3 separate regions of the Homo sapiens genome follow, and all the other regions are linked to region 1. Evidence: chromatin loops called from intact Hi-C (ENCODE). Cell type or tissue: dorsolateral prefrontal cortex. All regions are shown on one strand.

What was found. A loop is a pair of places that touch in the nucleus more often than their neighbours do. Peaks named below come from ENCODE experiments on the same cell type or tissue, not always from the same donor. Only the 100,000 strongest peaks of a DNase experiment are listed, where the experiment ranks them.
Region 2: it touches region 1 in a loop (4-fold over the local background); 4 of 110 quality-filtered maps call a loop at or near these places.
Region 3: it touches region 1 in a loop (7-fold over the local background); 21 of 110 quality-filtered maps call a loop at or near these places.

What each region holds. Positions count from the first base shown.
Region 1 is chr1:243,471,893-243,479,892 of GRCh38, reverse strand. All of the region lies in intron 16 of SDCCAG8 (SHH signaling and ciliogenesis regulator SDCCAG8), which reads right to left. Among named protein-coding and RNA genes, the nearest start is that of MIR4677, 130 kb to the right of the region's middle. RefSeq lists silencers at 3,592-3,886, 3,907-4,080. In dorsolateral prefrontal cortex, a CTCF peak has its summit at 3,680; a DNase peak (open chromatin) is centred at 3,672; H3K4me3 peaks cover 2,567 bases; H3K27ac peaks cover 3,097 bases.
Region 2 is chr1:243,705,135-243,713,134 of GRCh38, reverse strand. All of the region lies in intron 2 of AKT3 (AKT serine/threonine kinase 3), which reads left to right. Among named protein-coding and RNA genes, the nearest start is that of AKT3-IT1, 85 kb to the left of the region's middle. In dorsolateral prefrontal cortex, CTCF peaks have their summits at 42 and 4,765; no DNase peak of the experiment used is centred here; H3K4me3 peaks cover 332 bases; H3K27ac peaks cover 1,039 bases.
Region 3 is chr1:243,744,983-243,752,982 of GRCh38, reverse strand. All of the region lies in intron 2 of AKT3 (AKT serine/threonine kinase 3), which reads left to right. Among named protein-coding and RNA genes, the nearest start is that of AKT3-IT1, 45 kb to the left of the region's middle. In dorsolateral prefrontal cortex, CTCF peaks have their summits at 3,885 and 4,089 (motif pointing right); no DNase peak of the experiment used is centred here; H3K27ac peaks cover 329 bases.

The sequences.
Region 1 (8,000 bases):
CTGATGAATTCTTAAGCATGAGAACCACTGGTACATTCTAATTCACAGTATTAATCACACATACGAAATGAGTTCTTCTGGAGAATAATTTTTGTGTGGCTTCAATTTTCATCATCAAAACAACCAACTGTCTACATGAAAACTCTCCTAGTCTGCTCCTAAAATACTCTGGCGTCAGTCATGAGAACTTAAGTAAATCCTGTGATCACTTTGAATCTCAGTTTCCTCACATGTGAAATGAGAGGAGAAAACTAGAAGTGAGGTCGGCAAACTTCAGACTACAGGCCACTGCCTGTTTCTGTATGATCTGCCAATTGAGAGTGATTTTTACATTTTAAAATGATTTTTAAAAATCAAAAGGAGTATAATATGTGAACACTGCATGAAATTCAACTTGCAGCGCCCCTAAATAAACTTTCATTGAAACCCAGCCATGCCCATTCATTCACGTTTTGTCTATGGCTGCTTTTGCACCATAACGGCCGAGTAGCTGCGACAGAGAACATATGGCCATGGAGCCTACAATATTTATTACCTGACCTTTTAAAGTTTGCCAGCCTCGGGGCTAGAAGATGACTACATTCTCCTCCAGCTCCATATTTCTACAATCCTATTACTTTACAGATTTTACTGTGTTCCTATCTTCAAATATCGCTAGCTATTTACATAGCAATACACCTAGTCAGCAAGCTGAAGTTTTGAAAATGCAATTACTGCTCTAGGTCATTAATTCTAGTGAATAAACCATGTTAATGTAAAGCTGTATTACTTTGTTCCAACACTTAACCATTGCTGCGGCATTTTACATAATTCCATCTCGTGAACGAGGTCCTATCAGTGAGAACAAGCAGTGTGCTGAGGCTTCCGGAACACGCTCTAGCCCATTATCCTTGCTCAGAACATTAAGGCACTTTCTTTTTTTTTTTTTTTTTTTTTGAGACAGAGTCTCACTCTGTGGCCAGGCTGGAGTGCAGTGGCACAACCTCGGCCCACTGCAACCTCCGCCTCCCGGGTTCAAATGATTCTCCTGCCTCAGCCTCCCGAGTAGCTGGGACTACAGGCACACACCACCACGCTCAGCTAATTTTTTTTATTTTCAGTGGAGTTGGGGTTTAACCACGTTGGCCAGGATGGTCTCGATCTCTTGATCTCATGATCCGCCCACCTCAGCTTCCCAAAGTGCTGGGATTACAGGCGTGACATTAACGCACTTTTAGTGGCTGGTTTGCTGTTTACATTTCCCGTGCCTAAATCTACCCTATTCAATAATGGTTTCAATAAAGGAATTCTTCCTGAGGATCGTGCAGTGGGGAGGGGGTACCACCTTCAATGAAGAGAATGTATGTCCTGTACTGCCCCTTTCCTGGCTCATTCTCTCAGATTCCTAATTAGCCTTGGCTGCCTGCAGAGGAAGAACAGGGGGCTCCTTGGGGATGCCCCCAAGTGATGGGGGGATCAAGTCCTGCTCTTCTCATGAAAAGAATCATATTATGTTAGGGCTGAGAGGCACCTTAGAGAACATTCAGTTCAGCCCATTATGGTGAAGCCAAGAAAGTATAAGTGACTTGCCCAAGGTCAGGCAGCCTGTCTGTAGTAAATCTGGCGCTAGAGCCCACATCTCTTGACTCTAAATCCAGTGAGCTTTGCAGCATCTCAAAATCCTTTTTTGAAACGCCCGACATTCTTCTATTCCATGTCAAACTTGAGAATTTAAGGGAAGGACCCTGAGAGAGAGAACACGCTGGGTAACCTTCTGGGCAGCAGCTGACACCAGTTCATTTTCCGAGGCCTGGGGGCGGGAGAAGAGGGAAATCCCTAGGCCAGGGATTCCCCAATGAGCTCAGTGAGGAGAACCAGACTTGATTTTAATTCTTTTAAAATTTCCAATCTATTGTAGACTAATGGTTTTGTGGAGTACAATAAAAAGGAGGAAGCAGTGTTTGATTGTTTTGAAAATTTCTGACTCAATTTCAGTTCTTGCCTCATCCCAGACCAGTAACAGTTTGAGGACCGTACTCTGGAAACCACACTCTGAGCCACATTGATCTCATCCACAGACTGGTGTTGGCACAAAGGATGCAAAAGAGGCCAGAAGCTTGGAAGACCATGTTGGGAAGCCCACAGTGCCACACTGGCCCCCAGTGAATGGGCCCATGGCCAAGGGGACACTTTCAGCTCTTCAAGCTCCAGCACAGCTGCCTCTGACAGGAACCTAAAGCCTCTGACAATATCACCGAGGCTCTTCAAAGACCAACTTCTTCAAACAGTGCTTCTACCAAAAAGGAGGCACAGCTTCATCTTAGGGCAATTAGATCTGTTGAATCACTACCTTGTAACCTTCTTAAAATACAAGTGCTATCGAACCAAGGCTGAGTTTGTAATACCTTTGGAAGACTGGGCATGAATAAAGGATCCTGACACCATGAAACAGGAGTTGACACGTTATGAATCTTAGACTTTGAAGAACCTAGAAGACCATCTGCCTGAAGTAAGAGTTACCTTAATCAGCTTTGTCTCAAGCAAGAACAGACTAATGGTGAGGATAGCCCCACTGTGCAAAGGAAATGGGACAGAGGAATGGAAATTGTTGAAAATCAGAATCTTTGCAGAGTAGTATCTATGCTGCATGTGGCTCAAGGCCATACAGAAGCACCAGCAGGAAAACCCACACTGCCACGCACACTGTACCCTACCTCACCCTAAAGCCGTCCTTAAAAATGGGTTTATTTGGAAATAATGTCAAACTTATAAAAAGTTGCAAGAATATTACAGAGAATACCAACATACCCTTTATTCAAATTCACCTACTGTAATAATTTTGCCCCATCTGATTGATTACGCTCTCCTGCCTTTCTCTCTGTGTGTGTGTGTGTGTGTGTGTGTGTGTGTGTGTACAGAACCAGTTGACAGTAAGCTGCATGCACCATTGCCCTTTTATCTTATATGCTACAGTGTGTATTTCCTAAGGATAAAGGCATTCTCTTACAGAACCACAGTATATTACCAACTACAGTCAATTTCATATTGATCTAATAGCTTCATCTAACCTACTGAATTGGATTCTAATCTTGTTGACTGGCCCAATAATGTTCCTTTCTTCCCACTCCAGAAAAGATCCTTCATACTTAGTTGGCATGTCTCTATTTAGACTTCTTTAACCCAGAGTGATTACAAGCCAGTTTTATTTTGTTGAATGCTATTTGCAACTGAATTACCAATAGTCTTAACGGAAGACATGGAACTATCAGACGCATGGAGGTCCTGTTCAGTTGCCATCTTGGGTTTGGGGGGCACACTGCTGTGTTTTCAGGAAGTTTCTGTTTGAATGGGGACTTTCTGGTGCTCCCAGAGACTAAAACCCTCCTGGTGTGGTCCCAGAGTATGTCACGTTCCACACTGTGGTGAGGTCTTCCTCAATTTCCTTCATATTTGACCATTCTTGGGATAGTCAAACTAGCCACAGAGGTGTGATGGCATAAGATTGGGCCCACAGCAGCTAAGTAACCAGATTCAATCACTACAGCCCACTTATTGGCACACATCTTAATTAGGTTTTAATGCAAGTAATTTGATAACAACTCCTGGCCGTCCGCTACGGAACCGTCAATGCTGAAAGCTTTTTATTTAGCTCCTCTTCTGTCCAAACCAAGGCAGCCTCCCCGCTGACCCTTGTCAAAGAACCCCATCTGCTGGTTGCCACGGTAACTGAAGGCGACCAATTGAGCTGAACAGAGTGACTCAGAAATAAAATCTGCAGCCAAAGGAATTCTGCAAAGAGCAATAAATCATTCAGTAAAAGGGGGTCCTCCACACACTGATGAGTGTTGGGATAATATGATGGCATAACTCTTCCAGCTAGAAGGTCCATGACAGATCAGAGTGATTAGGCCTGCTGGAGGGCTCATTTGGTTTCTAGTGGGTTCCAGCAGCAGACGAGATGGAGCCTGCCCAGTTGTGTGCCACTGTGGGGGAGAAGGAATACGCGGAGTCAATTTTTAATATTTGGGCTGCAAAATTTTGCTTTTTGAGGAGTGGCAAGAGAACCAGTCTAGGCTTCCAACACCCCTTCCTCTATTTTTCAAAAGTAGCACACGTTCACAGAATGCCCCATTTTAGCCCAAAAAGCACCTTGAGCCTTGAGGAAGGTGACAAAGAACAAATACCAAGATTGCTTTGCAATATGCCAGTTTAGCACCATCTCTCTGTCATCAATCAACTTTTAGGTGTTCCAACCAGAAACCCTCTGTGTGCATAAGCCTTGGGTCCTCGCGAAAGCAGGGGAGAGCCTGGGATTCAACTCAGAGGCCCCAGAGGATCTCTGAGGATGATCTGAGAGCGGACGAGGGGTTTGTCTCTCCCCAGGACTGGGTCAGTGTTGCTTATGGAGCCCCATACACATCCTTCCCACATTAAGATTTCCTGAGTAAGAGGCGCCGGAGGGAAGGGGGAGCAGGGGCCTTCTTCCAGGCTGCTCCCGGTTACAGTACACAGTGGCCCCTCACCCCTCACACCACAGGCCATGGGTCCCAGTCACAGCCCCCACTCCTGGTGAGCACCTGCTGGGTAGACTCGGAAACCCCTGCAGGCAATAGAAAGACCCCCGCCCCAGACATGCTAAACCATCCAGACAGTATTCACTGCTATATGTCCGTCTCTTGGTTGTGTTGGGAGAAGCAAAGCTTAGTGGCGGCGGTAGAACTGCCCTGATAGCAAATGACAACAGGAGAGGGGCTGTAGGACAGGGCTCAGGGCCTGTGCGTGTCCGGGAGGGGCTGCAGGACAGAGCTTGGGCCTGTGCGTGTCTGGGGGCGGCCTGCCCTGCCAGCTCCTCTCCTCCCAGGCTGAATGCCACCTTTTACAGAGGTGCATTGGCAGGATCCGGACATTCCCCCAATCCCTGACCCACATGGCAATGGGGTACCCTATTACTAAGTCATCCCTAGAGATAATTTTCTGCTTCAGAAAAGAGCAACTGCTAAACAGAAGGTAGATTTTTCCCCGATTCTAAATGCTGCCAATAAAATGCTTCAGTCTCGGAGTTGAGTGAAATTCCGTTGACGGAGTTAGGAGCGGCTGTGCACGTTCAGGACGAGCCTCCTCCCTTACTCAACCAGTCCGAGGAGGAGCGCATCTAGCCGAGCCCTGCGCTGCCACGCCGCGTCCCGGGAGCTCCCAGCCTGCCTTCCACCCCACGCTGGGCAATTGTGCCTCTGCAGGTGGAACAGACCGCAGGGCTCCACGTGCGCCTCCCGCACGCCAGCACCTGCTCTCGGGCCACCGCGGAGCGCTCCAGGCAGGAGACACCCCTCTCCCTCGCCGGGCAGGGTGGCCTAGGCGGCCAGGTCTCAGCGCTGCCGGGCGGTGCACCGTCCTCTCGGCCTCCCTGCCCACCCAGACCTCCCGGCGGCTGCTTCGACTCTGGATACTAGGCCCGGGCTCGGCCGAGTCCCGAAGCCGCGCGAGAGGGCCTGGAGCCCGCACCTGGAGGGCAGCCGGCCGGGGCTTGGGGAGGCTGGGTGCGGAGCATCTGGCTCAGGCGACTCCACGGGGGCTCGCAGGGCCTCTGGACTTTGGCAGAAGGAGAGGATTAAACCGGGATGACGGTTGAGAGGAGGAGATGGGTGAAAGCTTCATTAACTCCATGCTCACGTCCCAAGTTCTTTCCCCTGAGAGGCAATGAGTAAAAAGGTTGATTTCCCCGCGATGGGAAAGGTGCTGCGTGATTGCATTTGCTTTTCTTACCTTTTAATTCCTTATTTGTAAACCAATGAATCATTGTTTGTCAGTGATCATGAAGGACTCAAATTTTAATAAACAGGAAAAAAAAAATCTTGGCTAATAGGCCAAAGAAATACTGCAACCCGTTTACATTTCTATGTTAGTGATTAAGCTTCTCATGTGACTTAATTGAAACTGGCAAGGATCTTGAGAACTCAAAGAAGTACTCCCCCGGCCCCCCCCCCCCCCCCCGCCGGCAACTCTCCTCCAATAACCAAACTCATTTGTAAGACCCCTCCTAAAAAGTGCCATGGAAAATGGAGCTTCCTGATTCCATAAAAATATTTTCAGTAAGTACTGCTTCATGACAGTTGTTCAGACTTGAATTCCCTTCCTCTCTTTACAAAGTTACCGTTTAGTTTCACTTCTGAGCCCTACTTCCAATTCTTTGTCTCTGCTCACTCTCCCGCTTTCTCCTCCATATTTCAATTCCCAGACACTCTTGAACTTTTGCACACGCTGCCAGTTTGAGCCTGCACAGAATAATCAGTATATTAATTCCACTCGGAGACAGTGAGATTTTTCTAACACAATCTGCCCAACCTGAACTCTTTCCTTCAGAAACACTTCGCCTTTAAAAAGAAACTTCCCAGCATGAACCTCATAAGAAGCGACATGTAACAGACAGTGCATGTGGCGCTGGGCATGCAGCTCAGAATTAAAAGAGAATTTTTTACTTTGTTTCTTCAGTGCCATGTGCATAATGTACATGTGGATGAAACTGACATCAGACATTTAAAGCAAGAAGGGGTAGGGGGAGGGGGATGTGATGGTGGCGGGAAAGAGAGAGAAAATATGTTGATAAAAACAGTAACTTCTGTTAATCTACATTTTTCAGTCACTGTCTTAATTAAGAATGTTAGGAAATATGTTGCAGTTTAATTGCATTGTTTCAAGAAATTCTAAGACTGACAAATTTGGGACCATGTACACTTGGAAGGTAAAAGAGATTAAAGTAGGGATTTCTTCCAATTGGTGGATAACAATCAAAATTATGCTTTCTACAGACACACCCCCCACACCCCCGCAGAGATCCTAAACTCGGAAGACAAAGTAAGAATATCCTAGCACTTAACATGTTCAGCATGAAATGAGTTCTGAAAATTTAAAAACGTGTTTTAAAACCTAGGTATATGAGATAAATTTTAAATACAAAGAATTGACACAGGAGAAATAGTACTTTATCTGAAATTTCTGGTGGACATTTATGTTTGTAGAAAATATTTATGAAGGAATTTGGTAACAATCTTCAAGTGATTTTCAGATGACCTTGTTTAAGATAGTAAAAGTTGTTTGCTGGAGTCACAAATCCATAAAAATAATAACAGTTTGAAGACACTTGAGATTTCTAGACTTGTGTCCTGTTCTCCTGCTGGAGTTCAGTCACACATTCTCCAGGTTTCATTTCTTTTTTTGAGGAAGCCTTTGCATTGTTCCACAGCAAATAAATTAGAATGTATTTTCATTGCTCGAAGTACCTTTGAGGGAAGCTGCAGTAGGCATGACAGCTTCCTATTTCCCACAGTTGACCATAGGTGACTCATTTTCAGCCTGGACACAGCTGACCATAAGTGAATTCATTTTTAACCTGGATGCTGCATTTCTTACTTGCTTCCGTTTTTGGGGTCATTGCCTGTGAGAAAGGAGGAAGGGCACTCTGCCCCCATGGTGTGCAGCACAGACCAGGTACTGACCTCTTTCTCCAGCCCTGGACTTAGAAACAGACAAACAAACAAAAATGCCCACCAGGTACTGACCAGCTACTCTCAGGGACTCAAGCTGATGACTTAATTCAAACTGGTTTGATGATTTAGTCAGATAAATGGACAGGTTCTTTGACTGAATCAACTAGCCATTTTATCTTCCATTAAGCACAATGTATGACACACCTGGAGCCTCAGGCTTTGTTATCTACCCCAGAGAGGAGGCAGACCTAACTATATCAGCAGCTAAAGACACTGCACTGCATGTGCCATGACCCTGAAACATCAACAAAACAAGATCTGTTTGCCCTAAAAGGCAGCTGAAATGTCCAAAGAGCCTTCCTATGAGAAGAAACTCACCAGATCTGTTCTAGTTGTGAGGTCTCACTGCTTCTCCCGCCTCCAGCCTCCCAAAATAAGAATGGCCTGAGAACCTGACCACAGTTGAAATACTGCCCATGTGTTGCCAGCCTCACAGTGTTTCAGTTCTCCAATTTACAGTATATTCATACAGTATTT
Region 2 (8,000 bases), 230 kb before region 1:
AGTCGGCACATAAACTATTTTAAACTGAATCGATTTGTTTCATAGCCTACCACTAGGGGTGAGGTAGAGAGTACCCAGTTTATTTTGTAAGTAATTCCATAATACTTTGAACTTAAATGTCGTTAGTTGTGAAACAAAGTTATATAGTAACCTGGCCTTTTTGATCAGTACATACTCTTTTTCTCATGGTTGTCATGGATTCTATAAATGACAAGCGTGCATTTTTATCAAGCATTAATGAGTTGGTTGTATATTTCCTTCTGATACATTCTTGACATTAGGTGTTAGAGATTTGATATATCTGGAATGTTTTCAAATGCTGTGATAACATTTATATTTAGATGGAAGTGAGCATGTTTACTTAAATGTCTGGTTTATTACTTTCACCTTAAATAATTGAGAAGAAACAGTGACCTTAGGTAAAAATTTTCCATATTACTTATTTTCTAGAACACCAAAAATTTTTGTAACATTTCAGAACCAATCAATATGAATGGAATAACTAGAAAACAAAAAAGAGAAGCTCTGACTTTTCTCCTTTTTTCTTTTTTCCGCCCAATGTGGACTTAACATTTCAAAAAAAAATATGTGTGGAGAATTAAAAAGTGCTTATGTTGACTTTTGGAACTCATGCCTTCCTAAAACATTTAAGGTTTTGTTGCATAATTATCAAGCAGAAATTGCCCAAAGCATGGTTGAAAGGCCAACGTACTGACAGAGCTTCGTGTCCAGAGTAATGTCTTTCTGAAAGAATTAAAGGAAGGTTATCTGTTATTTTCTGCTTTTCATAAAGAAATAGAGGTCAGGTCTATCTAGAAAAAACTTTCTCTCTCACCGTCAGTTTTTACTCAAGTGACTCTAATCCGTGTTTGCTGAAAAGGCATAGAAAATCATCAGCCACCTTGACTTTTCCTTTGTCTCATGTATTTATTTCTTTTATATAGGTGGCCGTGAATATATCCATATTTGTGTGTAGGATTATGTCCATGTATTTACAGTTTCATAGTCAATCCTAATATCCCTACCAAGTTTGGAGGCGAGCAGTATGCCATTTTTTAAGTAGAAGGTGTTTGTTATTAAAGTGAGAGGGTATGGTTTGTCAGTGGTCAGGATATTAATGAGTGACTGGGAAAAGCAAGCTTATACCAACTTTTATACACAAGCAAACTTGCAGGTCTATGCTTTATTAATGATATGTTACTTCTGATTCTTTCAGAGCCATTTGCTAAATCTTAGTAGTACAGGCAAGTATACATATTAAGGTGATTGAAATATTAAAGGCAGAATGTCTTTGAAGTTACAAAGACCAGATTTAAATATCACTTAACTTAGATGAGTGAATTTACTCATAGTCACTTAAACTATTTAAATGTGAATTTCTTCATCTTTTGAAAGAAGGAAACAATACTTGCTATTCAAGGATCTTGTGAAAACAAAATGAGATAATATATTTAGAATGTCTTGAATGAATTCAGTAGTAGCTGTTAGTATTTTTATTAGGTGTTATGTGCAAGTCTAGAGCTCTGTAGCTATTACAATTGGAGTATTTATATAATGCTCTGACTATCATAGAATAAGAATACCAAGCTGTAGAGGCTGTTTGAGAGAATGGTCACAGATAGAAGGTTGTTTCTTGGAACCTTATGTTTATTTAGGGATATATGATTGTTTTATAAATGTGGAGGGAAATAAATTATTTAAAGAAAATATAAAGAAAACAGTTGGATAAAAGTATTTCGGATGTATGGTATTAGTGGTTATTTAGTGATGATGATTTCAAATTTTGTTCTTTTGTTTGTTTGTTTTTGAGATGGAGTCTCACTCCGTCACCCAGGCTGGAGTGCAATGGCATGGTCTGAGCTCCCTGCAACCTCCACCTCCTGGGTTCAAGGGTTTCAAGCGATTCTCCTGCCTCAGCCTCCCGAGTAGCTGGGACTACAGGCACGTGCCACCACACCTGGCTAATTTTTGTATTTTTAGTAGAGACGGGGTTTCACTTTGTTGGCCAGGCTTGTCTGTAACTCCTGACCTTGTGAACCACCCGCCTTGGCCTCCCAAAGTGCTGGGATTACAGGCGTGAGCCACTGTGCCTGGCCAGCTGATTTCACATTTTGTTCTACAAAATTATTTTTCATACTTAAAAAAGTAACCTCAGTTTATTTTGGAGCTGAACTTTTCTCTGCTACGGCCAGTACTTAAGCTGTATTTGGGTTATTATCTTTAAAATGAGACTTTGGAACACCTAGCTAAAAATAATATTTCTTCTCCTCATGGAGGTTTAAAGCATTATTTGATTGTCACAACTCTTTATTTTGCAGATGAAGAAACTAATTAAGCTCACATAGGGATGAAAGTGCTGAGATAAGCAGAAGTGTTTTCTTAGAGAAGTAAAGAGGATATGGCTTTGGTCGACATGAGGAAGTCAGTAAACCTAAAAGTATGATTAATTCCCATACAGATGTAGGTGGTGGTTCTTTACATTTTTCTTTTCAAATTGTTTTCATCCGGCATTCCACGCTAGTAAATATTACTGAATAATTTTGGATGATGAGTCAAGGGTTGTTGTACCTGGGAGAGCCACCTAATTTAGTATTTAAGAGTCTTTCATAGGACGGGGTATAGTGACTAAGAACTTCTATTTTGGTTTAAAAGAATAAATTGGTTACACTAGAAAAATAACGCTCACTTTTGAATGGAGTGCTAGTAGCTTCATATAAGGATATTTTAATGTTTAATGGCACATGGTGATGGATGCCAGTATTTCTAGACAGATAGTTAAGTGTTACAGTCTAAATTTATAAACAAATAATTTTTGTTGTTTTTTATAAAAAACAACTTACAGTACCAAAGAAGTGGAAATATCCATAGCCTATGAAATATATCACAAATGAGGATGAAACTGTAAGGACATTTTCACAAATAAATGAAACCGTACTTGGTATATTTTCAGGATAATTCAGAAAACTTCAGAAACTTCTAGCTTTAATGTATATTTGAATTGTGCCTCATCAAAATACTGCATGAATAGCAATTTTTAAAAATATTGGCCAGTATGTTGAAAACAGAGTATTTCACTGTCTGACATATTGTTTAAGGCATCTTGCTAAATGTTTTGGCTTAAATTTTTTAATGTGTTTTAGTTCAAAAAAATCTGATTAAAGATGTGGGTAAACGTGGTAGCACTTTTTAGAACAGAAGATGATTAAGATACAAAGGCAGGAAAAGCATAAATCGTGAAGTTTGTCTATTTTTTTGGCCAAGCAAGTCACTTATTTGCTTGAGACTGGAACACAGCATCAAAGTTCATAATTTTATACTTCTAAGGAAGAACGCATAGAACAGCAGTTGTTGTTTCCTGGCATCTTTTTGAAGAGATATTTAAACGTAAGTATATATATTTATTATAGAAAAGAATTTTATAAAATGACCTTCATTCCCTTCCCTGAATTTGTAGTATGTTCAACTGTTAAGCTAGTTCCTTTTACCTTTTGATTTAGTAAAGAAGGATTTTAAATAGAATTTAAATTTTTATGATCTTAAAATATCCATGATATTATATACTTTAAAAAGAATAAGACTGTTTAGTAGTTCAAATTTTAAAAATCTAATTTATTCAAAGTTATGCTAAATAATGGCATAGTTCCTGAGTGGAGAACTACTATACTTTGAATTATAGAAGCAAGGACTTTTTTGAAAAAGTAAATACAAAACCTAAATAAAACACATTTTTACTAAATGGCAATCAGTGTCATCCACGTGAGATCTTGCTGTGTCAAAGTAAATTTGCTGTTTACCTGCTTGTAATAATTTTTATCTTCCTTCAATAGAAGCTCTTTTTTTTTTTCTTTTAATGCTAGGTTTTGTTTTTTTTTTTCTATATGGGAGAAGTGGTGGGACCTGGAAAGTTGGATAGTTACTAATTAACTTGTATGTAAAACTCTGACATAAAGATTAGCACTTTTTATATTCTTAAAGTAAAGGTCTATCATACCACTGGATTATATAGGGTAAGTTACTCAGTGTTTTGTATATAAAAAAAAAACTTTGATAAGTGAATGCTAGAAAACTTTTCCTTTCTGTGAAATAGCAAAAGGAATAAAACACCCAGTGTACATTGATTGACTTAGATTCTAGAATGGATAATCCTTATGCTATGTAAAGATTCTTAGTGTAAGAATCAGTTATGAAAACTCAGTGAGTGCTTCAACTCCACATTGCCAATTTGTCATTTGCATTATATTTCATTAATAAATGAGTGATTTGTAACAAACGAGTGTATTGGTATTGGCTGCTTTTAAGAAGACACTTTGGAACTGAATTGTTATCCTCCTCAAATTACTTTGTCTTTACTGAAAGATTGTATATTTAGATGTCCTGCAGTTTTTAAAAACAAATTATTCTACAGAGAGCAAAACAGGAACTTAGATTATTTATGCAATGTAAAATTCTTATATACTTTTTTATTTTATTGTATTTTGGATGACTTCAGTGATACTGATGATTCCATGCATTTTCCTTCCTGATGCCTTGGTTTTAAGAAAATCTTTCCTTTCAAAGTCACTGGAAACATTTGAAAACAGCATTATTATGCTTACTGAGGTACAGATAATGATGAGGAAAGAAATATGTACGTATAATGAGCAAATATGCCCATTTCATTTTAAGAAATTTGTTTTTATTAGTATGATAGGTAAAGATTGTTTTCTGAAATTTCTATGTGTTAGGTAATACTGCCCTCAGAGGGCCAAGGTAAGTAAATTCATTTTTAACATTGAGAAGCAGCTTTTCTATTTATATTATCTATAAGCTTTCTTTGGGGAGTACTCAAAATTATTTATTTGAGTAATTGAATAGTGTTTGATTTGTGGTTGCATTTCTTTGATTTGTTGTGTTCTTTTAAAATGTTTGTGCCCTTCAATTCGACGATATCATTTAAACATGTTCAGTTCTAGTCTAAGAAAATGTTAACATGACTGGCCATAAATTGTCAAATTAGATGGGTTCATAGAGAGTATAAGAAAATTACCTGGAAAAGTTAAGATGATTTTACTTGGCGGGTGCGTTTTAGTTTTTGTGTCTTTGATAGCAGATATTCTAGTATTCAAAATTATTTGAAGCCACACTTTTTAATATAGAGCAGTATTCATTAAAATGGAAGCATAGATTCCCTTCAGTTTTAAAAACTTAAGCATAATCACATCTTTCAAATATAATATGAATCAAGAGTAATTTACTTTGCTGTATATGCAGTGGCTATGTATAAATATACTAGAAGTTGAAATACACTTATTCCTGTGCACTTATAAAAGCATACGTTTTTAAAGTAGAGGTAAAGACCTGATATTGATGTGTGACTTAACACTTCTTTGAATTCAGAATATTGGGGATTAGATGATGATTAATTTTTGTAATAAGAAAGGAAGAGTGGGGAAGGCCTGATGTCAAAATAATGAGGTGTTCAGCATCATGCTGTATATCCATGTAACAAACCTGCACATGTACCTTCTGAATCTAAAATTAAAAAAACCCAGAATAATGAGTTGTGTCCTTTTTTCTTTTTGTATGGAGTAACTTTCTTATAATTTGAAAGAAACATTGCAATGTTTAGTAGTAAATTCAGTGGAAGGCTTTTGATTTTTTTGCCCTATAGTTAGTTGTTATTGAATTAAGAAAGATGATTTCTGTGACAGTTGGTATTGTCAGTCTTTCACTAGAGATTTCAATGAGTTAAACATAAGCGACACTCAGTTCATTATTCTTAGTAATGAGGGATGAAGACAGGACATAAGCAAAGTGAATAACAAAAATAGAAATTTTATCCACAAAAAATCAATACCTCCTTTGCTCAGCTAATGTGCAATAGTGATAGTCTAGACAAATTAAAGAAATTCCATTTTATTTTAAACACTCTAGTTACTTTTGTGTAGTCTAACATATTGTACATATTAGGTACTCACTAAATCTCCTTTGATTGGTTTCCTTAGCCTTACTCTGAGATGTTTTATTCAGTTAACAAATGCTTACATAATGCTTGCAGTGAGCTAGATGTTGTTCTACATGCTTTACAAACTTTAATTTATTTCTCCATTATTATTGTCCCCATTTTCCAGAAGAGGAAGCTGAGACCCAGAGAGATTAAACAGCATTCACTGTCTCTCACACAGCTAGTGAGTGACAGAACTGGCATTTGAACCCAGGCAGTCCAGCTTGAGAGTGTGCGCTCCCAACCACTCTTTGAATCTTAACTCTGTCCTTTACTAGCTTGTCCCAGTGTCTCAGAGCCTCAGCATGGCTCTCTGTGAAAAGTGAGAATACTGCAGCACCAGTCTCAGTGTTGCTGTGAAGAGGGCTCTGTAAGTGAAGCCTGAGCACAGTGCCTGGCTGAGGACATTCATGTTTCCTTTTCTTCCTTGCTCTTACCTCTTCTTCCTTTCACCACTTAACATGCTGTGGTACAAGACTCAATCAGTACATTGTCTAAGGAGAACAAAGGAGGGAAGAGAGGAGTTATGAAGGGCATGGATTCATCCTCAGAATAGTGGAGCTCTCGGTTTGATGCAGTGCCATTTTAGGGTCCATACTACTAGACTTTTCTTAGAGGAAAAACTCCTTGGTAAGAGTCTAAGATAAAGTCCTATTAGTTTTTATTCTGTAGAGCATTGATGTTAGTATAGGAGTGGGATGGGTGGGTTGAACCACCTGAGAGTTTTTTCAGATGGCACAGACCACCTCCTGATGAGCAAGCACTACAGCCTGCCTTCTCTGCAAACTCCCAGTTAGTGCTGTAGTGAGGCACCATTATTGTTATTTGTCATATCCATCAGGCATGTTCTAACAGAAAAGTGGATTGAACCATACGAGGTTGTGTTATAGAGAGACTTCTCTGTTTGAGAGAGCTTTTCTGACAGGAGTATAGTCTTTATTTCAAATGGTGGTAGGTTTATTTAGTCATTGAATTAATGGTTATTGCCCACCTCTGTGGTAGTTTCTTGCGTTATGGACTCACTGCTTCCATATTTGGTATTCATTAAGGTTATTTACTGCAGTGTATATGCCATGTATGATATTATATTTAGATAATATAAGGTGGTAAAATGGGAAATATTTACAATAAGGAAGTTTTAAAGTTTCTGATGAAATTATATTTTTAAATTGGTCTATATTTATAATAGTTTAAAATTCTATGACTACTTTTTGAAAATGGTGCAAGAATGACTTTGTGTTAAATCCGGTGTGTGGAACTGGAAACTCTGCTCTAATGCAGTAAACAGATTTTTAAAAAGAAAGCTCTGCTTTCACAGCCTACAAGGGTGCAGATGTAAGCAAAATAATAACTTAGCTCACACTTAACCCAGCAGGAGGCTGCGTACAGATTGAGTAATTCTCCACAACATACCTACTGCTATGTAAACTAAAGTCACCGTTTATTCTTCATTAAATTGCCAGGATGCTTTCTGTTGGCTAGTCCGTGTGGATGCTTTGTTCTCTGTGTCTCCACCCAATGCCCCTGTGCCTTCCTTACTCACCTTGCTTTTCTCTTAGAGTAAAACTGGGTACTGTAACTCTATTAAGATGTTATTGTGTTTAAGAGAATAATTTAAAAGCATCACTTTGGTTAAAAATGTAATGTTTCCTAAAAACAAGTGGAACAAGGATTTGATTAGTCAATTTACCGAATATCATGAAACAAATACCAGAATACTTAAGGGTAGATGATAATTATGCAGTTTTCTGGAAAACAAAAGAAAATTGTAAAGCAGATAAAAGTACTAACAAACCAACCATACTGAGATCTTAGAGAAGTTGCCATTCTAACATCTTGTGGTTGGTATTCAATGCATAGGTATTTTTCTCATCATCTCATCAGCTTCAAAGCAAAACATGGACCCCAGCTTTCTTTAGGAAGCCGATATGAAAACTATACTTCATAATATTGCTTCTCGGACTTTTGGCTAAGATGAAGTGAAAACTGTACTTAATGTAAAAATGACAAGTTCATG
Region 3 (8,000 bases), 270 kb before region 1:
ATTGGGAAAGGGGGTAGAAACTATGCCAAAATTCCATTTGCCCACTTCAGATGTCTGCTTGGGACGAAGTCTGTGCCTGGGAAAAGGGATGAAAACTTTAACTTCCTTTCCCCCCACACTTTCATCCCAAGAGCCTAGAATTAGAGCTGATTTAATGGTACTAACTAGTACTGTTAAACTAACTAGTACTGTTAATAGACCTTTATGACAGCATCCTCAGAGTTAACTATTTATATAATTGTTCTCTGGAGCAAAGCATTCAGAGTTCCCAGAAGCTACAGTGAATTTCACACCACTTATAAACCAAGGGACTACCTGCAAAGTGTTTCTGTTATTTTAAAATCTAAAGTCTATTTGAATTTGAAAAAATAAAATGAAAAGTTGAAAATACCAAATCTAAGACTTGTGTGTAATTGAAATGAGGTTGTTTTAGAAAATTAAATTTGGCAAGTGATTAATGCTTAATAAGGAGTAATTGTTTTATCTATTTTAGGGAAAAATTAATTTAACAAACCTATTATTATGTGAAATTTAGGTAATGAACATGGGCAGTACATAATTTCCGTAACATTTATAGCATCGACCACAAAAAGGCTGAATTAGTGTCATCAAATACAAAGAATGTTCATTTCAGAATCAAAGCTGTTCGGAAAGCAGTGCTCATGGTTACTATAATTAATTCAACATTTCAGGACTATTTAAAATTGTTATGTCATATCACTTTAGTAGATATACCTTTCAGATGCATATATGCCTGATTTTGGATAAGTGTATTTTTTGTACTTTTCAGTTTAAAAATTTTTTTCTTAGTTAAAAATGTTCTCTCATTTAATGATTTTTGGTTTTGTATCAAAAGCAAAGAAACTTTCAGTTATCTCTTAAATAATAAAACAGAGGTCGCCCAACCTGCACTGTTTTGGACCCTGTATACAGCATTAACCCAGCTCAACAGCTGGCTGTGATTGGCTAGCCAATCAGAGTACCAATTCTGTAGTGTCCTCCACCTTTCCCTGAAGCTAGTAGAGTTTTGGTTGAGTGGGGTATAAATGTGAATAGCAGATTAGCTAATTAAAATGGTCCTAGATAGTTGTAGGCTCCAGTGCTGAAGTTCCTGGAGGATAATCCAACCTCCCTAAACTCTCTTGATACCGAAGAACTCACCTGGAATAGCTACAGCCTACTTTTCTGTCCCCCTCCCCACCTTCCCTGCAAGCTCTCTTCCCCTGTGGGCTGGGTCCTGTTTCAGCTCTTCCATGCATGTCTCAGGAACTGTTCCTGTAGACAAAGGTCCATTCAGCACTAGAATGCTTTTTCCAGGCTGCATTTCTAAATCTGAGTCCCTGTGTATCTTCCAGATCAAAGTGCCCCTCTCCCCACAACAATGGACTAGATTTGCCAGGGCCTCATAGCAGAATATCCTGTCTGACTCTCTCTTCACTAGACTAAGGAGAAAAAATAACAAAACAAAAATGAAGAATTTATTTTAAAAGATGAATATAGCATTCCCCCCTCCCCTAAAAAGAAATGAGCAACTATTACTTACACAAAATGTAGATACAACTGTATTCCTTGTAGGATTACTTATTAAAGCTTTCTTGATACGTAAATCTAAATCCAAGCGTTTGGCATGAATGTCTGCTTCATTTATCATTGCCTTGGATATGCTTTAAAGAGTCTGTCACAGCTGGTCTACAAATGGATTTTTGCACACACCAAAACTTGCCTTGTGGCAAATGTTTTATAAAAGTTGTATAGAGGCTTCAAATATTGTTCTTCATGATTCTTTGCTGCTAATTTTCCAGAAGTCCTTCTCTTTCAGAGTCTTTTTTTTTTTGAGAAGCATTTAAGAAAATTATGTTGAGTTTGGTGTAAATTAGAGTTGTGACAAATTATAGAGCAGTTTTCACAAGTAAAATTGGGCCAGTTAGCTCAGAATTAGAAAATTAATCTTTTTCCAAAGCATTATCTCACTTTCTGTGTGTTTGTAGTGTTTATAGACTGATAGTATCAGTACCAACAGCTAAAACAAAAGTCAGTTTTTTTTCTTTTAAAAAACATTATTTCTTTTTAATGAACAGTTATTGAAGTATTGGCCTTAATTGGCTAGGTGTGGTGGCTCATACCTGTAATCCCAGCACTTTGGGAGGCCGAGGCGGGCAGATCACCGGAGGTCAGGAGTTTGAGGTCAGCCTGGCCAACACAGTGAAACTCCGTCTCTACTAAAAATACCAAAATTAGCCAGGTGTGATGGCAGGCACCTGTAGTCCCAGCTACTCGAGAAGCTGAAGCAGGAGAATCACTTGAACCCAGGAGGCAGAGTTTGCAGTGAACTGAGATTGTGCCACTGCACTCCAGCCTGGGCGACAAAGGGAGACTCTGTCTCAAAAAAAAAAAAAAAAGATTAGCCTTAATCAACAAGCATTTACTAATAACTTACCGGTAAAGAGTAGTATATTCAGATTTAAAACATTTTGAAGAAATGCCCAGAAGTGGAGGACAAAGGCATTGAGCTTGCTGTCCTTGTAAAATACCGTGTGTGCGTGCGTGCGTGTGTGTGTGTGTGTGTGTGTGTGTATACGTGCATGCATGTGAGAGGGGAGAGAAGGTGGGAGAAGGAGGCATACAGTAGTTGCAAGTTAACATAATAGAGAATTTTTAAAACCTTAGGACACATCTAAAGATGATACAAAATGTATGTTAATGCAAGATAAAATTTGGTTTATTAGGGACAGTGAATTATGATTTGAAATAATTGGGGCAAATTTAACCAAGTAGGGTTAAAGCATTACTTTGAAGGAAAGGAGGGTATTAAGCAGTACATAATTTTGAGCTAAATTCATAGGCAAATCAATTTCTATTTAGAAACTGAAGCACTTTCTTTATAAAAGCATGACTTCGCCTCTTTATTTGCTCAAGTATATATGAGGCCATATTGCATTTAGCCTATATGAGAAGGAGAAGAAAGCAGAGAAGGAGTTATGAGGGAGATTGGAAGAGAATAAAAAGATCACTTCACTTTAGATGCCAAGCAAGAGCAATTATTACAGCATTATTTCAGGATTCAAGGACAACAAGGCCTGTAAAGAGGCCACTGATAACCTCATTGGTGACTTTGTGGAGATCAGTAGTAGTGATGGTAAATAGCAAATTGGCAGGAGTTGAAGAGTGAATGGATACTGAAGAAATGGAGACAGTAATCATAGATTTTTCTTCTGAGTTATTTTTTGATAAAAGGAAAGAAAATAGATTACAGCAAGCCAAAGAAAGATGATTTTTGGATGGGATGTTTTGAGCATATTCATAGGTTGAAGGAATGGAGTCAAAATACAGAGGGAAATTCAGAAAGATCCAAGAGAGAGATTCATCATTTGACATAATCAAATCTTAGATGACAGTAAAGATGGGACACAAGAAAGAGGGGTTAGTTCTTGAAAACTAGAATGTATATGACTTCCTTTGTTATAAGTAAAGGGGGTATTCTGAATGTTTGAAGTAGAGAGCTGGGAAGTTGAAGTTATTCACGTTTAATGGTTTCCCTGCTTTCTAGGAAGTAGGGATATTATAAAATGAGAAAGATGGGGTTGGGGGAGAGGGGTTTGAAGAGGGATAAAGAAGATGTGGCATGATTCCTTTAGAAAACAATCATGATCAAGTCAACTAGAGATGAATGAAATAATTTCCCAGGTTTGCATGAATTATGATAGATTTATTTGGTTTAGTTTCGTGATTTAGTATAGCAGTACTCAGAAGAGTTCCACATAAAATGGATTATATCATATACCTAGGATGGAGACTGATAAGATGTGTATAATGAAAGAAAAAGTGGATTAGAAAAATATAGAATGATCAGGGATTCCATAGAATGAGACAAGTAGAAGGGAACTTTTCAACTGAGAAAATAGGGAGAGAATGAAGGACTAGAAGTGGTAAGGAAAAGGAAGGAGGAAGTTCAGTAGAACTGAGGAAATTATAATATTAGCTTAAAATATTAAAGTATTCATGCAACAGTGTGTGAGGGCCTGCCATATGCTAGGTACTGTTCATTTGTATTTACAACAGATGAAGTACCAAGTAGTACTTCAATGGAGTTGCCACTAGATGTCACTCTGATTCGTATGGTAAGGCTAACCTTGACACGTACTCAAGATTGGGGCTTTGAAAGTCAGACCTGTATAAACAGGCAATTTTTAATAGCCTATGCAGATCAATTATTATCCAGAAATCTTATTCATATAACTAAACTACTTTTGAGAGAATATTCTCATGAGAACAAAACCTCTCAAATTTGAAAACTTCAAGTTATTAATACTGTGTTTGCATTATTGATTTATTTTTATTATCTTAATCACACTAAATAGTATTTCTCAGTGAACTTTAACATTTTCTGAAATTCTACATTAAAGTTTGTGAATTTATTTTCTTTATATTGTTTTATTTACTTATCTGCTGAATTGGTTCTGGTTTTATAGGGACTAATGAATTTTTATAAGCACTAATAAAGCTGCTTCTTTCTAAGTGGTGAAGATTGTGCATGTGAACACCAAAGTTGTGAGTATAGTTTTACACTGTGTGGCCTTCCTATCAACTAGAAGGAAGAACACTGTCTATCCAACTCTTGTTTTTTTTTTTAAGTCCCATTCTTGTTTTCTGTTCAATCAGTATAGCTTTGCCTCTTTATCTTCATGTTGAAATAAAGGGTCATGTTTAGAAAGCTTGTCAGAATTCCTGCCTATCCACAATTTTTTACAACTTGGTTCTTTCAAAACTCTGAACAATTTTGGATAGCTATGCAATATAAATATTAAAACACAAAAAACCAGACACACCAGCAAACCATGTTGATTTCCACTGAATCATATAAACAATACCCAGGCATGCTATATGTTTTAAAAGATATATTTATGTTTGTGTATCTTTTAATTTTTTCTTCATTTGACAGGGGAAAGATGTGAGATTATACAGCATTGCTAGAACCGTTGGGCCTTAGTATAAAACAATTTACAGGTCATTATGGTTGAAAAAGCATAGCATCACATTTTTTGCATGTGCTATGCCTAGGTATATTTCAGTGCTTGCTTCAGACATCGTTTCATTACTGACTCTTACCGATCCTTGTTATTCATTATGGTGTTAAGTAATTTTTAGCCATGTTTGCAAGAAACCTATACTATGTCTTAAGTGAACTGTCTTACATTTATCCCTTTTGATTTTTTTTGTGTTTATGGATAAAGTCAGTTTACAATAAGTTTAATGTGGTTTTCTATGGTAATTCCCAATGTGATACTAAGAGTTTCATTTGCAAAGGTACCTATTTACTAAGCATGTTGTTAGGTGACATTTTGGTCTGTTCATTGAAGATATCTCCCTTTAATCTCTTCATTGTGTCTTGGGAAAGAAGTCATTTTGCTTTGGACAAGTGAACGTGAACATGCTGCATTTACTGGGCTGTACTGGGTAGAATACAAGTACAAGAGAGAAGGTCAGTTACAACTTAGCAGCAATGGCAATGTAATTTTACTTTCCCCAAATTTTGTTGAAGCAGTCATTAAGAATTACACTCTATAATAAAAAAAGCATGAAAATATGATGCAGAAATCTCCGTTAATGAAATTCCTCTTGAAATTATCCTCTAATTCCCTTTTAATTCTCAAATTCACTTTGCCGTATAACTTTCAAAATGAAACTTCTGACATTTTTGTTTGTTCTTGGAAAAAGTGTTCATTTCTTTGCAGTTTTACGGTGAAAATAATATCCTATATTTCTTTTTAGGAATATATTCCTTTGTTGTGCTAGGAACAGTAAGTTTATTTAGATAATAGCCATCTACACTCTCTATCTCTAATCCCCAAAGGCCTTAACCTCCATTAGGAATAAATGTAGATTTTTGTTTGCTTGAAATAGCTTCCTGGGCATGTAAAAACCCCTTTGACATCATTATTTAGGGGCTCCCATCCTCCCAATGGAATCACAGCCTAATACAAAAACTTTGCAGCTGGTGAGCTCCCAAAGCCCCTTTTGATGATTGTTGTTAAACTCAGCATGGCAGCTTGCAGTTGTTCCTTTCCTGTACTGCCCCCCACCCCCCATGTTCATGTTCTTCATGACAATAAGAATTCTCCAGAGGTAAAACACAGGGCTGAAAATTTCTGATGTCTCCTTCATCCTCTGTTTCTTCTCATTCATTTCCATTCTAAGCATATTTATAAAGTTTAGTGGAGATTATCAAGGGAAAGATTCGTTCTCTCTCTGTCTCTAATAAACTAATTTCTTTAAAAACAAACAATTGAATATGAAAGCATTGAATATGCAGAGGTTATGAGACCCCTCATCTTTTCTGTAGAGTATGTTAGTTTCAGGTACATTAGAAATCAGAGGTCCTGGCTGTGACTTAGTTCAAACTTGGAAGTTTCTTATGTCATACTGTGTTCTTTATTGATAAAGTGAGGGGACAAATAACCCAAGCAAGTGGTAATTAAATGATTCATTAACTCAGTGACACACTAATTGACCAGAAATTTTCTCTAAAGTTTTTGTTCTAACTTTAACTGGCTGTATCAAGTATAGGCTTATGTTGGTATTATTTAGGGGAAAAAACATTTATCACTCAAGATAAAGCATGTTTAGCTCATTGAAATGTAAAGACAGAATACATTTTAATAGAACAATTACATATGATATGATTTAGATATTATGAAAATAACAACCATAATTGAGAAAGATCTAAAAAGACCTGGGACTGATAGGCAAGTTAGAAATGGACGTTAAATTATTGAAAAAAACATACGGAGACAAACATGTTAGAAAATAAAGTACTCCCTATGTTTGAGTTTAGTAAAATAAGCATTAAAATAGGGCTAAATGGAAACAGAAACAAAGCAAAGTAAAAAATCATCGAATGAACCTGAAAGATCTTTTTGATTCCACATAGGGAATTTGTTTTTTTGAAGTTTTTGATACCTGCATTAAAGCTGAATTTTAGAGTTAATGCAGATTTTGCTACATTAATTTTTTTGAAGTTCTGAATGCATTGAGTTTTGGAAACTATTTTCAGGATGAATACTACGGGTACTGCAGATGCTCACTTTATATAATTATGTGTCTTGAATTAATTAAATCCAACTTCAAAGGCATGTATCGGAAATTCCTTTGCATAATAAAACCTCCATTCCTAGTGCCAGTGATAAAATGAGCAGCAGAATGGTTTAGCAGGGGTGTCCAGTCTTTTGACTTCCCTGGGACACATTGGAAGAGGAATTGTCTTGGGCCACACGATGAGCTAAAAAAAAATCAAAATAAATCCTATAATGTTTTAAGCTCGTGAATTGTGTTGAGGCGCATTCAAAGCTGTTCTGGGCTGCATGTGGCCTGAGGGTCACAGGTTGGACAAGCTTGGTTTAAAGGGAATAGGGACAAATTCTCATTCCAGAGAGCTGAGTACTGACTAATATCATCTATTACCACATACTTTTGTGACCCTGGGCAAATCACTTTTCCTGTTTTTGTAAAATAAGGAGGATTGACCAAAATCATCTCTAAATCCATACATGTTTTTAGTATGCTCTGATCATTTTAAAATAAATAATTTTGACATCATATCTCGTTTTCTTAAAAATTGATATGCCCAATACTCTTATTTTATTTTTGAGACAGGATCTCCCTCTGTTGCCCAGGCTGGAGTGCAGTGGCATGATCATAGCTCACTGCAACCTCAACCTCCTGGGCTCAAGTAATCCTTCCACCTCAGCCTCTTGAGTAGCTGGGACTGTACAGGTGCACACCACCACGCCGGGCTAATTTTTAAATTTTCCGTAGAGGACGGGCTTACCATATTGCCCAGGCTGGTCTTGAACTCCTGGGCTCAAGTGATCCTCTTGCCTCAGCCTCCCCACCCCAAAAAAATCCTGCTAGGATTACAGGCCTGAGCCACTGCCCCCAGCCTACTTTTATTTTAGAACTGAGAGCTTCAGTAAGATCATAACAGGAAAATTTAAAATCTCCCC